Regions from separate parts of the Mus musculus genome. Here all the other regions are linked to region 2. A link is a loop called in an ENCODE intact Hi-C map of the cell type or tissue named here. Cell type or tissue: heart. All regions are shown on one strand. Each heading gives the region's core, and the rest is flanking DNA. Links, peaks and the distances in the headings are about the cores only.

Evidence for each region. Hi-C counts contacts between places; a loop is a spot of excess contacts. Peaks named below come from ENCODE experiments on the same cell type or tissue, not always from the same donor. Only the 100,000 strongest peaks of a DNase experiment are listed, where the experiment ranks them.
Region 1: it touches region 2 in a loop (2.8-fold over the local background); 22 of 42 quality-filtered maps call a loop at or near these places.
Region 3: it touches region 2 in a loop (5-fold over the local background); 7 of 42 quality-filtered maps call a loop at or near these places.

The regions. Positions count from the first base shown.
Region 1 is chr15:96,950,480-96,957,392 of GRCm38, forward strand. No RefSeq gene overlaps it. Among named protein-coding and RNA genes, the nearest start is that of Gm32840, 90 kb to the right of the region's middle. In heart, for the core only: CTCF peaks have their summits at 1,472 (motif pointing right) and 3,131 (motif pointing left); no DNase peak of the experiment used is centred there; H3K4me3 peaks cover 960 bases; H3K27ac peaks cover 890 bases.
Region 2 is chr15:97,131,732-97,138,644 of GRCm38, forward strand. No RefSeq gene overlaps it. Among named protein-coding and RNA genes, the nearest start is that of Gm33149, 27 kb to the right of the region's middle. In heart, for the core only: a CTCF peak has its summit at 3,747 (motif pointing left); no DNase peak of the experiment used is centred there; H3K27ac peaks cover 1,220 bases.
Region 3 is chr15:97,184,944-97,191,856 of GRCm38, forward strand. It overlaps Gm33253 (a long non-coding RNA gene), which reads left to right. Exons shown (of 4, transcript XR_003951518.1): 3 at 3,165-3,421; 4 at 5,226-5,595. It overlaps Gm33205 (a long non-coding RNA gene), which reads right to left. Exons shown (of 4, transcript XR_875636.1): 4 at 2,472-2,875. Among named protein-coding and RNA genes, the nearest start is that of Gm33253, 5.4 kb to the left of the region's middle. In heart, for the core only: CTCF peaks have their summits at 1,335 and 3,070 (motif pointing left); no DNase peak of the experiment used is centred there; H3K27ac peaks cover 247 bases.

The DNA of each region.
Region 1 (6,913 bases), core at 987-5,986, 180 kb before region 2:
ACCTGCCAGGCATGCTGGTGTGGGGAGGAAAGCCACACTGAGGTTTGGGCTTTTCAATGAATGGCCTTGTTTGTGTCCTCTGGGTCACATGAAGCAGAAGAGGCTGGCTGCACCCTGCTACACGAAGCCAAGGAAATGCCAGAGGCCCTCGGAGCTGGGTGCTGCAGTGAAGCTGACTCGGTCAGTTCTCACAGTCCTCACAGGTCTGGTATGGCAACTGCAGGCCATGGGCTGTTTGAAAATGGAGCGTTCTCCAAGCCTCCGAAACATACACCATGCTCACGAAGTTATCTCCAGTGCCCCAAGAAGGTAGCTGGTTGGCAAACTGTTTATGGCCTGGTATCAAGACTTCGCTTACTCACTAAGACAATTAGGTAAGATGCTAAACTGTAGACTCAGAAGCAAGTGGTGCTGGCTGGCCTGGGCGGGAAAGAAATGCAGAGTCTCCCCCGAGGGCAATGGGCAGGTACAGGGGTTGGGGGAGAGCAATGGGCAGGTATGGGGGGGGAGCAATGGGCAGCAGGTACAGGGGCGGTTGGGAAATCCAGAGGCAGAGGCTGAGGAAGGGAAGGGAAGGGAAGGGAAGGGAAGGGAAGGGAAGGGAAGGGAAGGGAAGGGAAGGGAAGGGAAGGGAAGGGAAGGGAAGGGAAGGGAAGGGAAGGGAAGAAGGGAAGGGAAGAAGGGAAGGGAAGAAGGGAAGGGAAGAAGGGAAGGGAAGGGAAGGGAAGAAGGGAAGGGAAGGAAAGGGAAGGGAAGGGAAGGGAAGGGAAGGGAAGGGAAGGGAAGGGAAGGGAAGGGAAGGGAAGAAGGGAAGAAGGGAAGAAGGGAAGAAGGGAAGGGAAGGGAAGGGAGGGGAAGGGAAGGGAAGAAGGGAAGGGAAGAAGGGAAGGGAAGAAGGGAAGGGAAGGGAAGGGAAGGGAAGAAGGGAAGGGAAGGGAAGGGAAGGGAAGGGAAGGGAAGGGAAGAAGGGAAGAAGGGAAGAAGGGAAGAAGGGAAGGGAAGGGAAGGGAAGGGAAGGGAAGGGAAGGGAAGGGAAGAAGGGAAGGGAAGGGAAGGGAAGTACATATTGGACCAGAGACATGCATGTAAAAGCTGTTTGATTTCCTCGGGTGAATATTGTCGGGATTAAAGAACCAATGAATGTTAGTTAACTGAGCAGGCCAAATTATCAAAACAAAACAGAGCAGAAACCTAAGTGACTTATTAGCCTACTCCTGGGCAATCTCTTTAAAATTCTTATCTTTCCCCCTCCCCCCAATAATTAGTTTCAAGAATTGTAAGTCAGAGATGAATTATTCATTCCCTTTCCAGAACCTAAGCAGAAATTATGAGATCAAGATAATCATGCAAAAACTATGGCTGAAATTAAAAGGGAAAGATTTGAATTCTCAAAATAACAACACATAACGAACACCCCAGCAAGGCCACTTCAAAATCTGTTTTTTCAAGCCACACAGTTCTGACAGTTGCCAGTAGAGGGGGCTTAGAGGGTCAGCTGACTTGACTATGCCTTGCTAGAAGATTCAATCAACTTAAAGTAAGCCCTCCTTTCTCTATTTACCGAGCCTAATTCTTATTTAATTTCTGGACTTAATGGGTTTAGCGGACAGATTTGTGTAATTTGCTTTCTGGCCCTCACCCACTGAAGCGAGCTGTGATCAGTTGTCCTAGAATGCCGAGCAGCATTAGAAGGAAGGCTCATTCCTAGCCGCCCCACCCCAAGACCCCCGAGTCCCCTCAGGGAAGCCCCTGCCTGCCTCAATCCAGAAGCAGGTGTTTAACTCACAAAGTAAATAAATAACTGCTTGTCTGAGCAATTTCAAAACCACATAAACGCTACTGTTTTATTCATTACATGTCTCCTCCGTGAGAAATTGCCCAGAGCAGAGATTTACCTGAAAATATATGCATCTCCCAAAAAAAAAAAACCAAACAAACAAACAAAAAAAAAACAAAACAAGGAACAAAAAACCTTCATTCTCATAAGATGACCCCGTGTGCATCAAATAAACTGCCCTCTTTGTATGGTTTCTCTCACACCCATGGTGTCCTCCACTATTTAATGGATTTCCAACACAAAATGATGCCTTTTAAATTTAATAGTTAAGGGACACGACTCTTCATAAAAAGCCAAGGAGAGAGGTCACCTGCTGTGCCTGTCTTTCACCCAGGACAGCATTTTCCTTAGTGTAAACACTCGTGAAATCTGCACAAGCCCGGGCATGCCCGCTGAGCTCTGTAGGCTTGTGAAGGCTCCCAGGAGAGCCAGGCATAAAGGCAGATGCAGTAATTTAAAATATCGGTCTGATAAACATTAATGGTTTGGCTTAAGAAGAAAAACTAGCAACCACCTCGTGAGTAGGCTTGTGCTGGGAAAGCCTAGACACAGAAGGTGGCGCAAAACCGGAGCTAACTGGATAATGTTACTTCCAAAGTGGCTGAGCAAGCCCACAGTCCTGCCCTCCTGCTTTTGGTGGACCAGGGAAGTACCACCGAGCCTGCTCCACTCTAGGGCCAGTCCTGACTTCCCTACAGTAGCCAGGCATTCATAGGCTAGGCCACCAGCAAACTACCTAACCTTGAAATGCTCATGGACATTTTGAGACTTCACACAAACCATCCAAGTTGAAATGTCAGGTTTAAAATCAAGCACCCCATCCAGGGCATTTGTAGGAGACATTTGTACGACTGACTGAGGAGACAGTTTGGTGACACCAAGGAAACTTTTGCTTGCAGAGTTCCAAAGCTGGGGAGAGGGGAGGTTTCAGAGGCTCGATTGAGACAAAGGGGAAAGTCATAGTCCCCATAGGATAGATGACTAAACAGGTGCAGTGTGGTGGTGGGGCAGACTAAAGCCCGAAAGAGATCGCTTTCAGCTCTGAGACATTAGCGTGCCAACAGTTTGGACTGAATAGGACTTTAACAGACATAGTCTCAAAAGAGACAAGGCTCCTTTTCTCTAGAGAAGCCTGGAAACCCCAGAGGGTCGGATCGATCAGAGGACAGTGCCGGTGAGGGTGCCCTTGGCTGATGAAGCGCACATAGGGTAGGAGGCAGGAGACTGCCTTAGTAATCACTGAGAATGGACAAGTTACCGAGCGTAGCTGAGCCACCTGCTGGAGATGTCCGGAAGTGCTTGCGGGGGTCAAACGGAGCTGAGGCAGCTGCAAGCCGAGTATCCGTGGAAGACAAAGAACAGGGCGCCAGAACCGCAGCCCTGGGAAAAAATATTTCAGCTCAGTGTTTGTAGAAAGCAGTCAATGAATGTGGACTGAGATTGGGAGGTCCTGAGGCTCCTTGGCATCTTTGGTAAGGCAAGCTGAGCCGTCCTGCATCCACAACTAAATCTGGTGCTCACAGTATGAGGGTGTGTCCTTCAGGGACTTCGGTGACCGACTATTCCAGTTTTAACATTTGTTGGGTGCTAGAGAGGACTCTCCTTGGCTTGGCGTCTCGTGGCGTGGCAGTGCAGGAGCACAAGCACACGGATAACACAGAAACACCGTGGGAGACGGAAGCTACAGCTGCTGCGCCGCCGACTGTCATAACCAGTGCTCGTAATTAGCCCACGCAGGTAGAGCCCTGATGAACAACGGCCACGGGCGAGCTTGCAAAGACGGGCACAGCTCTCTCTCCAGGCCAACTCTACGCTCCTTTGTTTGGCTTTTTCGTTTATCTGTCACCTTTATCTGTCACCTTTGCTTAGTTACAAGTAAAGGATTGCCGAGCTTTGAAACATCATAGGGACTCAGAGGCAGATAAATCTGCGTGCTTGAGCCAACTCCTCAGTGCCACCGCAACCAAAACCCTCTGGTTAGATATGTTTGACTTACAAAGAACATCTTTAATAGCATTATGTAGCATCTAATCTACGAAGGCATTTATTGTAAAACATGCTATAACTTTACTTACAACTAAGACCGAGCCTGCCAATTAAGTTATGTCGCTCTGCCTTCTTGATGGTTAGCATTTTAAATGTGCATTTACTAACAGATCTCTTAAAAACTGACTTAGACTATCCTTAAATGTCCCTTGTACACACATAAACGGAAGTATATAAGCCTAAGCCAGTGGTTTACAACCTTCCTAATACTGAGACCTTTCAACACAGTTCCTCATGTTGTGGTGACCCCAGGCATAATATTTTCATTGCGAAACACAGAGGTTGAGAACCACCGGCTTAAGTTATCTCTGAAACTTTTTCATTCCAAGTCTGACTCTTTAGAGTTGAATTTTAACCTTGAAATATTGGGACATTTCTATATGACACCCTCTCTGTGCATAAGAAACATCACGCTGATTCTTGGCTTCTTTCCTATTTTTATATTCCCATATTTATTTATGTGTGTGGGTAGGTATGCACCATGGTGTGTGTGCAGGGGATCAGAGGGCAATCTACAGGACTTGATTTTTCCCTTTCCACGATGTAAGTCTGGGGATGGAATGAGGCCATTGGGTTTGGTCATCAGTACCCATTGAGCCATCTCACTGGCCCCGTTATGTCTTTAAAATGTTGTTTTGAGAACACAAAACACTCTATACAATTTTACAGGTCATTGAGCTGTCCGAAGGCAAATACCCATCAAATTACTGCCCAGCATTTTTTTTTTAAGAAAAGGAAAATCTAGTAAAATACCCAAGAAACCCTGTGTGCTTCCTCCTGGGCACTGCCTTGGGTCTCTTGCCAGCACTGCCCTTGATATATCACGGTGGATTAATATTTATCAACTAGCTTGTCTCTCCATGGCATTTATGTGAATGAAATGATTCAATGTGCATTTCTTGTTGGGCACTTCTGATGTTCAGCATTATGTTATAAGACGTATGTTTGTCATATGAAACACAGTGGGTTCATTCTCATTGCTACACGGAATTTTTTTATTTACTGTTATCATTTTATGAATCCACTATCTAGTCAATGGGCAGTTGAACTTGGTTTGCATGTTCATGTATTTTCCAGAGCGCTGTGATGAGCTGACTTGGGTGTATCTCCTTCTGCATCCTACCTAATAGTACATATACAGCGCAGAAATGGAAATGCTGTGTGTTTTTAATTCTGGTAAACAATAGCAATAGTTTACAAATCATTTGTGTCAATAGACCAGTTTAGGAAAAGTTCACAATCTTACCGGTGAGTGCTAATTTAAAACAACAGTATGAATCCCACCCCTTTCCCAAACGTATTTAGTCAAATGTCCGTGTTCTGGAAGAAGAATCTCATGGGTAGTGTTTGGATTCTTTAGGTTTGGACTTGCAAAGCCCAAACCATCAAACCATCAGACAAGGTGGGGCGGTATTGCCCAACATGTGTTCTTAGTGACGGCATCCAGTAGGGACCGATGGATGACACACCCAGTAGTACGAGTGTGCTGAGGTCACATGGTATGGTAAATGTGAATAAGGTTTTGTATAAACATACATACAGTATGGTATAAGAGAGAAAAAAAAGAAGTTAAGGGTGAATTAAAGCAAGAAGAGTTGAGATGCCTGGCCATTAACAAGAGCCAATAACGATCAAAGGAGAGTAACACTTTAATTTTGCACTTCAGGTAGTTTTATTCTAGTAGTCTTCCCAAGGGCCCTAATAAGGTTATCTTAGTGCACTGGCATTGCCCAACCCTTCTGTTTTCTTTGAAGCTTGGCAACCCTACCACAGCCTGTTTTAGTCTTCAACTATTCTTTCTCTTCCCTAGGAGGACAAAAATATGTTTGTAAGTATCCAGAGACTCCCTCTGTCATGTATATGAATATATGAACTATGTCAATGTATCTCTTACTTATCTATGTATTATGTACCTATCTATGAACCTATGTATGTATCATCTATCTATCTATCTATCTATCTATCTATCTATCTAACTAACTAACTATCTATCCAACTATATATCTATCCAACTATATATCTATATATCTCTATGTTTCTATGTATGTATTTAACTATGTATCTATTTATCCAACTATGTATTTATGTATCTACCTATGTTTCTATGTATCTATATATCTATCCAACTATGTATCTATCTATGTATCTTTCTATGTATCTATCTTTCTATGTATGTATGTATGTATGTATGTATGTATGTATGTATCTATCTATCTATCTATCTATCTATCTATCTATCTCTACACGTGGTCTGTTAACCTTTCTAAATTTGTCACAAACCGTCTGTATACATTTTTCCACATATTTTTAAATGACTCAATCCATGAATCATTGCAATGATGAGGTTTTTCCCTAAGTTACAATCAGTAAGAAACCACAACAACTGAGTTACCAGCTTCTGTCAGGCAGACTTTCCTAACTCTGGCGCTGTCAGCCTCTAGCTCCCTCATCATTCCTGGGGTGTTGGCATTTCCTGTCTCTGCCCTTTCTACCTCCAAGAGCACCAGACCTAAAGAGAAGGTCACCTGTGTATAGAAATTGCCTCCCACAGTTACATGGCCTCTAAGATAAGGATGCAGACTGGGACATTAATGGGTCACTGAAGATACTGGGCTTTTGTTCTGAGCCCTTGGCTTGCCCCCACTCTCCTAAGGCTTCCTTGTTCTCTCACTCACCTGTTCGGCATTTGTTAAGCGGATTAATACTTTAACTCTACTTTGGCTTCTTTAAAACATTTCAAAGGGCAAGGTGACATTTCCGGTTTTCGTAGCCTAGTGCAGTTCTCTCTGAACATATCAGACAACAACCGACCTGTTAATCTCCACAAGCTTGTATAGTCTATTCCGTTCCTGTTCTTTGTTTCCTTCCCCTTCACATTAGTTATAAAGTAATGAAGCCTAGATCAATAAGTTTGGTCTCCAGGCAACAGAGAAAACACCAATCAATTTAATCTTATGAAGAGCCCTTTGTAAATCCAATTCTTTAGAAAAACCTTTGTACTTAGAAAATGATAAATAAAACAAGCTTCTA
Region 2 (6,913 bases), core at 1,328-6,327:
TGCCAATACAATAACTTCAGAGCCAATTGATAATGATAAAAGCTTTATCCCAATATTTCTAACCTTATGAAATCATAGTTACTTGTGGCTGGAAAACATCATAAGGGTATACGTCTGCAGCCATCTTGGTTCCCCACCACTCTGCCATGCTCCCTCTCTTTGCAACTCTTAGCTCCACCTTTCTTTCCCTGTCCAATCACAGGCCTCCCACTGCCCTAATGTGATTGGACAGGGAAAATCCTGCAACAGGTAGAAGCCACAGCAATACCAAAAGGGCACACATAAACAAAGCCTGAAACAATTACTAGGGTTACTAAGAATTTCCACAAAGTTAATATCAGACATGAAAGTACAGAGCTTCCCTATAAGGGTGCTGCCTGAACCTTGGACTACTCGCTTGCCAGACCCTACCTGCCCTTGGGGTTTGGGGGTGAGGTGGCACAGAGTTAACGACACAGACTCTGGGAACAGGTGAGAAATGCTACAGCAAGCTCATCTGAGCACTGCTGCAAGCTCCTTTAATACCCTCCACCCATGCCCCATTGGTCCCAAAAAAGCATCTCTTCTAAATAGCAGTTTCCAGTTGTCTGGCTTTGTCTGCACCAGCAATCCTGGGTCCCTCAGACAGTCCTCAATTAGGTCCTCCTGCAGGAGATGTTTTTACAGCTGTGTGCCCCCCCCCCGCCCCCAGCATTTACATAGAGGTGGCCCACTGTCTCTTCTACAAAAGAGAACAAAGGTAAAAATTACGTATTGCTTCTAGAAATCTTGGAAGCAAGAATACCGTGGGCCATTGAGGGAAAAGGCTTTATCAGCCTAGAATCAAGTACCTTGTAAATCCATCACTCAAAACCAGGGAAAAATGAAGACTTTCTCAGACAAATAGTGAGGGGCATGCTGTCTAGTGAGCTCACCTTCCAAGAAATGTTCAAAATCAGTTGTTTAAGAAGAAGGAAAATCGCCGGGCGTGGTTGCCCACGCCTTTAATCCCAGCACTTGGGAGGCAGAGGCAGGCGGATTTCTGAGTTCGAGGCCAGCCTGGTCTACAGAGTGAGTTCCAGGACAGCCAGGGCTACACAGAGAAACCCTGTCTCGGAAAAAGAAGAAGAAGAAGAAGAAGAAGAAGAAGAAGAAGAAGAAGAAGAAGAAGAAGAAGAAGAAGAAGAAGAAGAAGAAGAAGAAGAAGAAGAAGAAGAAGGAAAATTGGGGGCTGGTGAGATGACTCAGCGGGTAAGGGCACTGACTGCTCTTCCGAAGGTCCTGAGTTCAAATCCCAGCAACCACATGGTGGCTCACAACCACCCATAATGAGATCTGATGCTCTCTTCTGGTGTGTCTGAAGTCAGCTACAGTGAACTTATGTATAATAATAATAAATAAATCTTTAAAGACGAAGAGGAAGAAGAAGAATCACCAGGCATGGCGGCACACACCTTTAACTTCGGCACTTGGGAGGCAGAGGCAGGGGAATCTCTCTGAATTTGGGGTGATCTTTGTCTACACAGTGAGTTCCAGGACAGCCAGGGCTGTGTAGAGAGATCTTATCTCAAAAGCCAAGGGAAAAAGGAGAGAAAGGAAGAAAGAAAGAGAAAGAAAGAAAGAAAGAAAGAAGGAAGGAAGGAAGGAAAGAAAAGCACACAAGTAATACACTTGGATATAAAGAAAGCCAGAGAAAGAGTAAGTGGAGATAAATTTTCAAATGTGCTCTACAGCTCCATATTAATTAGGGACGAAGGCAGCACTGAGAAATGACAGGGGGTCAGTTCATGAAGAATATGTAACAATTTATGTGTAGTTGCCTAACGATAGAATGCTAAGCTAGGCAAGCAATGGTGGCAGAATTACACAGAAGTGAGTAAGTCCACTATTACATTCGGAGACTGTCACTGCTGGGCACTATTGTATCTAAGGCAGGAAGAAATGACAGAGTCTGGGAAGGGACGGGGCAGTGACTGTGAAGCTTAGTCCCAGCAAGATGGTGAAGTAGTGGTTTGTGGTAAGAATACTGCCCCCTCCAGGTGGGGGTGCACCCATGGTGGCAAATTCTCAGTGGTGGAGGTATGCCATGGTTCCTGTCTCCAGAGGACAGCGCATTAACAGCAGTTCTGGTTCCAAGATGTCACCTCAGAGACACCACACTGTCCATGGAAAGCAGGGCACAGCCACCAAGTCCTCCTTTGGGGACACTGGGGCTCATAGAATCCAGGTAGTTTTCTGTGCTGGGCCAACCACCCATGAGTTCTACAGAGAGTCCATAATGACCACCCTGTCAGTGTGCAGGGTCCCAATGTCCAAGGTGCCGATGTCCAGTCCCCTGATGTACGCCATACTCTCTTTAGTTGTTTTGTCGGAATGTGGTAGTTTATTCTTCTCTTTGGCTATCCTTGTGGAAGGGGGTGAGCACTAGAGGTGTTTATCTTATTGACACGACTCTGCTAAGGACTCTTAAATGTCACCCATAAGAAAATGAATGGGTGCTGGGATTTGAACCAGGGTCCTCTGCAGCCCTGACCAACCCCAATACCCAATTCTAGAGGTGAGAGCAGCAGGTCTCACCTATTGCTGGGGCCCTGAAACGCCATGAACTATGGAGATGGTTTGGTAGCTTCCAACAAAACTAAACACACCACCACGTTACAGTAACCAGGCTTTTACATGTACTCAAATGACCCGGGAACATATGCCCACCCACAGATGCTGATAGCAGCTTTATATCTGATCCAGAACTTGGAAGGAACCAAGCATCCTTCAGGTCAGTGGGAGAGTAGATTGTGGCCCATCCAGACAAGGGCTTGTACTCGGCAGTGAGGAAAATGAACCGTCTTGACAAGGAAGCAAGTGGGGGAAACTTAGAGGTTCTTTGACGAGGGAAACAACCAATCACATAACAAGAAACACTGTAAGACCCCCCCCCCCACCAGTGGCAGGACCAAGTTACAGAGAAGGCAGAACATTCAGTAGTGGAGAGGTTGGAGGGAGTGGGTGGGGAGTGAGTGGAGACATATAGGACAGTGGTGGTACTCTGTACGCAGCATAGGAGAAAACACCGCTTTAGCTCTAGTTCCAAACTCCCAGAACGTACAGTTCCAGGTGAAGACCAAGGTAAACTACGGACGTGTGAAGCTGATTAACTAGTCATGTTGAGCACCAGCAGCAGGCAGAAACTCTGTGTGGATGGTTGTAGTTTGGAGATGTCCAGAGGACACATGGGCTTCTCTCTGCACTTTTCTCTCAATTTTGCTCTTGACCTAAGGCTGCTCTTAAAAAGGGAAATCTGTTAAAAGAGAACCCCTTTCTGAAAGTTGTTCTCTGACCTCCCCCCCCCCATGAGTCCCCTCCCCCACCCCCATGCACAAGTAAATAAGTGTGATTTCAAAATGTTGAGCTGTCGGGGGCTTGAGATGTAAATTTCACATAATAAAATACAAATTCTCATATCTGACTTCAAGCACTTATTTTCTTCAGAAATGCTCTACTGGCTGCCAGCTTTGCCTGAGACTCCAGTGAAGAAGAAAAAATAATAAAAATGAGTCAGGTTTCTGCTTCACATTTCAATGAGTGTAAATGTGGGCAGTGTCTCCAGTCTCTTAATTGCTAAGTGATTAGTCGGGTTTTTAAGTTACTTGCCTACTTGCCTATCTTCTTTACATTTTAAATAAGGCCTGACCTTAAACTGTTGCCACTGAGCAAATTCGGCTTGCTTTTACAGATGCGGGAACCTAATGAACAAGGTTAGTGCTGCCACCTACTGTTGGAGGAGGAAGTAAATTGCGTTTCCCACGCAGTCAATTTGGAAAGACGCGGGGCAGCCAAATTGCTGGCCTGATCTCGGGCGGGGAAAGCCTGTACTATTATCTGGAAAAGAAGGGCAAGGTGATCAATGAAACTTTTGAGATAGACGTGGAAGATTCTGGAAACAAAGAATAAGTGTCAAGAGATCTGTCCAACTTCTCGGCCAGGAGATTTCCTGGGGCTCTGATGTCTTTAGCAAGCCCTAGTTCCATTTCTCTTGTATTGCTTCTGTCTGTGGCACATTACAGGACAGTGTAGGGCTTCAGAACTGTCCCTGGGGGACGGGTGGGAGTGTAGAAAGCTTCCTTGGCCTTCGTCTTCCCTACCCCTGCCTAGATTCTAAACTGGCTATCTTTCAGCCATCGGAATCTCATTTTTCCTCTTCCAGATACTTTCCACCACAACCTGGGTCACAGCGGGTGCATTATGTCACACTGCCTATTTTAAAGGCTGTGTATCATGTGATATCTCACAGTTCATCACCTTACAGCTATTCAGGTGTCCCATGAAGAGCTGTCACCTAGGCTGCTGGGAAGTGACCCAGAATGCAGCCTAGCAACCAAATGGAAACACGCACAGCCTAGTTCAAATTGTTAGGCAGGACTTTCTATAAAACTCAAAATAACATCAGCATCGGACAATATTTGTCCTTATCAACTCAAAGGAGGTTTGGGCAGGTCTGGGAGGGTAAGACTAAAAAATTCAGGAAGTTTGATATACATAGTCACACACACACACACACACACACACACACACACACACACACACTATCTCCAACAGCACTTGTAACAGGACTTGCTTTGGGACTGCCAGCTTCCAAATAATGACACAGAGACATATATTTATTTATGAATGCCTAGGCCTGAAGTTAGGTTTGTTTCCAGCTGGCTCGGAGCTCAACTATTCCGTTTATGCTAATCTAAGTCTCACCATGTAACTGGTTAGCTACCTCTCCTTCCTTCCAGGCCTGCAGCTTCTTCTCCATCTTCTTGATGAATCCTCCCGGGCCTGACTCTCTCCCAGAGTTCCCCTCTCTTCCAGGAAGTCCCACCTTCTATTTCCTGTTTTTGTTACAGGCCGTCAGCTTTTTGATAAACCAGTCAGAAGGTGAGAGAGGGTGGGTTTACAAAATATGATGCAGCCATATTAATAACGACACCAAAGTCAGCTTGTACTTGGCCCTCTGCCAACAGAGAGATCAGCATTTGAATAATACAAAGACGGTGTTTACACGGTGCACAATATTATCCCAACAGTGAGTTCTCCCAACAACTCCAGTAATGGCTCTAGTTAGACAGTCGTCTTCTTCCTTGACCACTGGACCATCCTGTGATGGGTTACACATCTGCAAACAATATACGTATTTCTAAGAACTGTGTGGGATTGTGTCTTCTTCCAAAATAAAGAACTCCCCTGTGCTAGTTAATGACTCTAATCTTAGAACTTGGGAGACTGAGGCAGGGGGATGACCATGATTTCAAGGCCAATGTTGGCAACATAATGAGGTCTTGGCCAGCCTTGGCTATAGAAGGAGACCTTATCTCAAAAGAGGAGGCAGGAATATGAGGAAAGAGAAGTAGAGGAAAAAAGAAAGAGACTCAAAGTTGGCCACAGATTTAAATATAAATGTAAAGCATGAAAAAAATCACATTCTTTACCCTCATTTTCAAATCAACTTAGGCAGATTAGTTCATCACTTTTCTCTAACGTTCTGGATTTTTCTAGGTAATCCGAGTATGCAAAGTGCGAGTCATTCTTGAACAGAAGGTTATAGGAGCTGAACGGGCATCTCTTTCACAGGACCATTCGATGGTCACTGGAATAGAAAGCTTTACCTATGTGATGCAGAGGTTGCTGGGCTCCTACTACTGTGTTGAAGCTGTGTGAAGACAGGCTTACAAACGGATCCAGGCATCACGTGCCAGAACTCAAATCCCTGCTGTAACAGTCACTTGTACATCCCTGGTGTGATTGTCATCTTAGAGGCTGGCTGATGAGTAAGCTTGCCCTTTCTGAACTCTGGCTGGCTGGTTCAACTCAACTGCTCTGGCTCAAACTCCCCTCCAAGATGACTGATTCAATCTGGCTTCTCTTGGCTTCTCACTAAATTGCTCTGCTTGGCCTCAAACTAACTCTGGCAATCTGTTCTAATCTTCTGGATCCTTCTCTGGCTCCTTCTGTCTTCATCTGGAACCTGTCTCTGTAAAACTGTCCCCGTAAAAACTGCCTCTCTCCCCCTCTTTTCCATGCTCCCCTCTTGAGCTAGCTCTTTCCTGTCTGTTCTCACGAGAAATGGGCATATCCCTTCTCTGACTCTGCCAAGTCCTTCTCTGATCCATCACTTTGTCTGCCCCTCGATTAGAAATCACTTTCAAACATGGCTGCTTCCTTCTATAAACTAACCTTACCTTAATGGTGTGTAGTAAAGGCATGTCTATATTCCAGCCAGGGGGATGAAAGGCATGTGACATTAAATTCCAATAGATCACACAGACCTAGGTCTTTGGATGTGATTAGAGCAGCCATGTTCCTGGATTAAAATTCCTCTACATCCTGTCCCACCAGTGTTGGACCTGTGTCTTTCTATTGTTTATTTCACCCCTAGTAATCTCTGTTTCCTCAACAGATAAGCTGCACTTGCTAGTACTACTGATGAGACTGTCTTAGTCAATGTTCTTTTGCTGGGAAGAGACACCATGACCAAGGCAACTCTTACAAAAGGAAGTATTGAATTGGGGTCTGGCTTACAGTTTCAGAGAGATTAGTTCATTATCATCATGGCAGGAAGCATTGTGGCACACATGGAGCTGAAGCAGTAGCCGAGAGTCACACTCTGTTTCACAAGCACACACTCACACAGAGGGAAGCAGGGAGAGAGAGAGAGAGAGAGAGACAGAACCTGGCATGGTTTTTGAAACCCCAAGGCACACCCACAATACCACACTTCCTCCAACAAAGCCATACCTTCTAATCCTATGGAAGAGTGCCACTCCCTGGTGACTAAGCATGCAAGTATATGAGCCATTCTTATCCAAACCACCGCAAATACTAGCCCTATTCTTGGCACTTCCCAAGTTCTCAGTTACCATGAGCTGCAGTTATTAGGTAGAATAAGTTACTC
Region 3 (6,913 bases), core at 1,007-6,006, 53 kb after region 2:
ACCCAGGCAACTAGGGTGAGGATCTTATACCCACACCCGTAGTGATACACCCATTCCAAACAGGTCACACCTATTCCAACAAGGCCACACCTCCAGATGGTGCCACTCCCTGGTCCAAGGATATACAAACCATCACACAGTTGTATACAAACTCAATTTTAACTGAGATGATTTTTACCCCCAAAATTGGAGACCCAAGGAATCTGATGTCTTCATTGAAATTTGAACGTGACAATGCTCTTGTTTCTCTCCTTTGCCTGTATTAACCTCACAATGGGGACAAACAGCTTTGCAGAATAGACGTGGCATCCACGTTGGACACAAAGGGAGCCTGGAAGATACGGGGACTCCAGAAAGACCCAAATCCCTGCTTCTTTCAAATATAATCTCTCCTGAGTTTGAAGAATCTACTTTTAGAATCATATTTATAGAAGGAAATGTGTTTTAAGCAGATGTACACTGGAACACAATGCAAAATCTAAAACAGATCTGGAGGTATAGGGGGCTGACATGGAAACCTGAGAGTAGAAAGGAAGAAAAAATTTTAAATACGGTTTGAAATTTTCATCTGGTGTGGATGCGTGTAAAACCCCAAATTTGCAGTCTGGAGAGATGGCTCCATGTTCAAGAGTGCTCAATGTTCTGCCAGATAATAAGAGTTTGGTTCCCAGCACCCACTACTCCAGGGAATCTAACACCCTCCAGGCCCCCAAAGGGCACACACACAGTGTAAACAGACTTACACACGAAAATAAAAACAAACCTGACCAAGCCAGCTCAGTCAGTCAACTGGGTCTCCAGGGAGGGAGTGAGGATTGAAAAGAAAAAGCCAATTAGACAACGCTATAACATGGCTCCAACCACGCTGAGGCTGAAGTGGGTTTATTTTATTTTTTTTATATTTTATTTTATTTTATTCCAGTCTGATTTTATACCATTCTAGGTACATACAAAAAATATAGTCAGTCCTAAGACATAAACAGAGTAGCTAAGGAACAAGCAAGGCATAAACAAAGGTCCCACGATTACTGTACTCAGAGTCTTAACAAGACCCATCCAGATAAAAGGACATAGACCTCAGCAGGATTCATCTTGAGCCTACTTCCTTGTGCTATCCCGATGTCAAAATTCCTGCCAAATTCCTAGAAGGCAGCCCCAAAAGCTCTTCACACAAAGCTTTGAAAAAAATCTTTTGTATCAAACTTCGTTTATGAAACCTAACCCGTTCCCTCACGGGTTTATGGGTTGTGTCAGCCTCACATGGAGTCCCCCTTTAACCTCGCTTGCCCGCTGCCTTCCTTCAACCCTATCAAAAGCCGCGAGCTCCTCCTGGTGCCCAGCCAGTTCCTTGGGATGTGGGGTGCAGATGATTGGTCTGAAACTGGAGGCAAACTGAAGCCCAGGTCTTAGCAAAATAAAAGTTCATTTCTCACTCACATAAAATCCAAAACAAGGCTTTCTGGCTGCATGGCAAAAGAGGGGTGGAGATGGAGGAAGACCCTTACCCATACTGTCATTTGAAACTCTAAAGTGGGAGTCTCTAGGACTTTCTCTATGGGGCCTCTAAGATCATCCAGGATGCCCCTGCAGCTGCAAAGGGCGAAAGCCCAGAGAGCGTGCCATTACTTCAAGTCACATTCCACTGACAAGAATTACTCAGAGCCCCATCTGGTTGTAAGGGAGGGCTGGGCTTAGAAAAACAGGTTGAGATTTGTGTGTGTTGTCAGAAAGACAGTCTGCCATCTTTGCTATAGCAAAGTACAAAGGGAGAAAGAAATGAACCACACCCAGGACAGCGAGCAGGCTTGTCGTAGTTAGAAATCACGTCTCTGGGAGAGGAAAATAGGTAGACAAAGGCAGGTAGCTATTAGAGGAAGATTCGTGCCTACTAGTTAAGAATTTTACTTTGAGTTAGCCATGAATTAGACCTTGAAAGAAGCATCAGTCCCACGTGCCTTCCTAATAAGGAAATTCATGATTTTAAAAAGGAGCCGTGGCGTCACTAAGGACTCTTCATGAAACCCTCACAGCCTTTCCAGTTCCCGTCAGTCAGTGTGCGACTGCTGTGGTGGACTTTCAGAACATTGCTGGGGATGGTGGACTGCCATCCATGTTCATTCCTGCCTGTGAAGTTCTTGATTCTTCTCCTTTCTTCTGACCCTTACCATCTGTCTCTAAATTCCCCGGCACACCCCCTGATCCCTCACCCCACCCCCTACCCCACCCCTGCCGCCATGACTGCTGGGACTCATTTTGGCACAACAGTCGGCAACTCAGTGATTATCACCCATCTATTCAGTGCAGAGAAAATGTCATTTACTTCTCTAGGCCTGTATGACATTGCACCAACCATAAATTAATCTTCACCACACAGCACTCGAGGGTGACATTTTGACACCTTTTTTAACATGTCAAAAAAAATACAATTTCCTTTCAAATAAGTCAATACAAAAGATTTGTCACTGTTCTCCATGACAATTTATTACATCTTGATCAACATTCCCTATTTTTAGGGGGCCAAGCGGGGAGGAATCTTTGACTTTATAATAGGGATCAACGGGAAAAGGAAATTTGCTTCATAGAAATTCACATCTGCAGTCAACTTTAGTCTTTAATTCTTTTATTTAGTGTGTGTGTGTGTGTGTGTGTGTGTGTGTGTGTGTGTGTGTGTGTGTGATATAGCGCACGTGTGCAAGTCAGAGGACAACTTGCAAGGTTGCTTCCCTCCTTCTGGCTTGTGGGTTCTGAGCATTGAATTCGGGTTGTCCGGTTTGGAGATGAGTGCCTTCTCCTTCTGAGCCATAATCTTGCAGGCTCCACAGTCAACCTTCCGACACTTGCACTTGCTCCGTAATAGAGATGTAGGGGCTTCGTCCTTAAAATGTTTGTGGAGCAAACAGGAAGAACTTCTGAGTTTAGAACACATAAAAACACACATACACACACACTTGTACGCATAAGCCACATTTAAAAAAATAATTTAAAAACAACATAATAGTACATTCACTCTATCTACTGTTTTAATTTTCTGTAGATTTCAAAAATTTGATTTTTGGTCCCCCCATGCTGGAGAATCACTGTTGTTAGTGCGCCATCTAGTGGGTATGTTGCATGATTTAATTTTTTATTTTTTTTATTTTTTTTATTTTTTATTTTTTCCTTAGGCTTTGTTGGGGTAGAAGAGGCTTTCAACGATCCAATGAGCTCTCTTTGGAAGGACATGGGGATCAGACTGTTGTATAACACAGACAATGGCAAAATGTGGAATCATCCAAAAATTTACCAGCGAGCCACAGAAATCCTTACTTAGTCAATATAATTGAAGAATGAAAGATCAGAACAAGTCAACGTATTCGTTGGGTGATCATACAGAAGGCACAAATCACCTGCACACCAGCAGTTTACCTAAAGCCTAAATACGGTAAAATGTGTTTGACACTACACGTAAATTATAGTTAGCTTTATTCTTGATCTGAAAGGATACTTTTAGGTCCCCACAGATCTACTCTTTAAATAGATATGCTCTATGCTAAAGAACCAAGGTGTGTCTCTGAGCTTTCTGCTTGCTTAAAGTTAAAGTTAAAAGTGATGATCTTGTATTTGTCAAGGAGCAGGGTGTGAAGGACGGTGCGTTTGTCACTTTAATTGACCCTTTGCGGATCTATACCTATTTTCACACGCTCCTATATATTGACGTTTAGTACTGAATACTCAATAAAGACAGAGATAAATGAGAGCCATTTGTGCTGCTTAGTTATAGACTGGCCTTCAGAGCCCTGCTTTTCCATCGCTACGTAAAGGGGGAGGGGCTTCCTTCCGCAGCTCCGTGGTCTTTCACAGACAGTGTATGAGGGAAGGCACAGCGGCTGTATGCGAGGACAAAACCACAAAATCGTGCGCAGCGGCCATGTAAAGATAATATGGAGAACGGGCATAAGAATGGGTGGCCGCATGCTCGCCCAGACACAGAGCAGACACTGTGTCACTCTTACCATGACAGATGTTGCAATCATGATTATGAAGGAACCATTGTCACGTATGCAATTGTTGCAGGAGACTTGCCTTTAAGTAGACGCTGAGAAAGGGAGACCAGAACCTGTCACTCACATTCTTAATATGGGGGAGGGGAAACACTCTGATGCTTTGCCCCCTTTGATCTTGTCAGCAAACTGGCAGAGAGCCTTTGACAAGTGAAGTGTCTGGAGTTAAGTAAGACCCACTCCTGAGTAAGACCTAAGTGTCTGATTCCGAAGGCCCTGTTCACAGATGTGGCCGAAAGTACCTTAAAGCCATGTACCGGATGCACACACTGTGTGTGATTCTCAATGACACGCACTCAGGAGCCGGGGAGCCAAGCGGACTTTTCCTAGTTGCAGCAATGAAGCCATCAGGTGGGCAGAGCATCCACAGCAGTTAACCTGGACATGCTATCGATTGGGTCAGTAATGGCTGACCTGCTGATGTGGCAGAAGCCAGGCTTACAATCACTGGGGAAACATGATCTTTAAATGCTGAGGTAGATACATGCTTTGCCAGGGTTTTTAAAGGATGTAGATATCACCATTCGGGCATATTTACTCCTTCAGGTTTCCTCCCAATGACCAACATCCAGAATGTCTTATAACATGCATTACCGTACAGCAGTTTTAACCAATGTCCGTTACCAATGTCCGTTAGACCAAGATATCAGGTTAGTAATTTTACCTGACACGAGCGCTGTGCCATACAATGGCCCAAGTTTGAAGGTTGAGACCTCAAGGATAAAGTTCTCTGTTGTTATCATGTACAATTTATAAAGTGTGTTCATTTGTACTGCATGCTTTTCTAAGCTACATACTAGCTCAGCACCATGCTAAGCCACTGGCTTAAAAGATCATAAATAGCCCAGAATGCATTGATACATTGCAACCAGAGAATAATTGGGTAGAGTTTGTTGAAAGTATTCTGAAGATCAAATCCTTGCAAGTAGCCAGCTGCTCAAGTCTCTTCCTCCCTGGCCAAGCAGACGCCAACCCTGGGGCCAGGGATGGATTGTCTCTGGACTAAGCCCATCCAGTATTCTTGGGTGAAGATATGCAAAAACAACAACAACAATAAAAAAATCAAAACAAACAAAAAACCCTAAAACCAAACAACAAAAAACAAACAAGCAGAAAGTTTGCCTCCTGGTTAACATGGATAAAAGCAAAGAATAAACCCTTTGTCTTTCCTACTGTTTTGCCCAGGTCAAAGGTCCCATCTCTGGAGAGCACATCGGACATTTGTGACCCTGACTCAGAGAGCATGAGAGCAAAGGTCAGCTGCGGAAGGACAGGGGTCTCTCAACGGATGCTGACTCTGGGTTCCTCCCTGTGACAGAGAGGTCTATTTCCAGGAGTTGCTGATATTACGTTTTCCTGTTAACTTGAACTTCTTTATTAGATCAGACTATATATGAGATATACAGTATGGCCGTTTTTGTAAATCAAAAATTGTAAAGATAAGCAGTTTTATACGATCGCACCGATTTTTTTTTTTTGTATTGATGCAACATTCAAAACCATTTGACTTCTCCAGTGGTCCAAACCTCGTTGTCCAATACTGCCACCCGAAAACACTTAGAGAACATGGGGAGGCGAGGTGCGGGTGGGGGGAGCCAAAGGATCCTTGATGTGCAATCAATGGCATGCTGGTAAGTAAAATCGTGTAGGGGAGGGGCAACTCTGAGGGAGCAGGGCAACTCTGACTGGTCAATGTATGTGTAATGCTTCCTCCTCCTGTGTCCAAGTCAGTGTGTCCCCTCAAGGTCACTGAACAGAGTTAGACACACATGTTTGCTGTCATGACTGGCTCCTTAACCAGCTCCAGCACACCCCTCACTGCCTGTGCCAGGGCTGTGACACTATGCTACAGTGCGCGGAAGTCAGAGATGCTTTTAGAGGGTGATCAATTACTTGTTTCAACACTTATCATTCTTGAGGTTAGACAAAGCTACGAGGAAAGAAAGACACATAATTAGGAGTTGGGGAAACTGACAAGATACGTCTATCTTTTGATCTGTTTAGACCTTATAAGAAAGAGAAATCTCTGAGCAGAGTCAAGAGTCCCCAAACTTGAATTTAAGTGAGTTTTTCAAACTATCTCTTCTGTCACCTAACTCCATCAGTTGTCTCTAAGAGAGCAATTTTCACTGGTTATTGGCTTCTTAAGCAATGAAAGTTCTGTTGCAGCCAAAGATGAAGTATTTGTCTTCCACTTGGGGCCCAAGACCTATATAAATCGTCCCACACAGGGTTACAAATAACACAAATACACACACACACACACACACACACACACACACACACACACACACATCCTGCCCCTTCCTCCCATTCCCCTGCCTCCCCCTTCCACCACTGTATCCTTTTCCCTCCTTCCACTGTTCCTAGTTTTTAAACATTCCTTCAGTCTGTGCCCTGCTGTAAGTCACTCCCTAGTGTGTATAACGTTAGCTTTCTTGCTGTACCTTGACCTGAGAGAGTCCATTTTCTAAAACAGCATCTGGCTCCATTTTGAGTGCAGATGCAAAGGCGGGATGCACCTCATTGTGCATCTACCTAGAAGCCACCCTTCATCCAGCATCACTCACAAGGCTCAGAATGAAGAGGAGTGTATTCCTAGCAGTAAAATGTTTCCACATAGACGACACCAAAGTAGACTGGGAACATGTGAGCACATGAGTGTACTAAAAACACTTGAAAACAACAAAAACTAGGCCCAGGGCTAACTAAAAACACAAGACCAACAAAGGGTACAGCAGATGCCACGGCTGGACACAGCCCACTCAAGCTTCCATCTGTCCATCTGTCTATCCATCCATCCAGATTGGTCCTGCACTTCGCCTCCACATTCTGCAACCTATTTCTCTCTAGATCATCTCAATTTGCTGCCT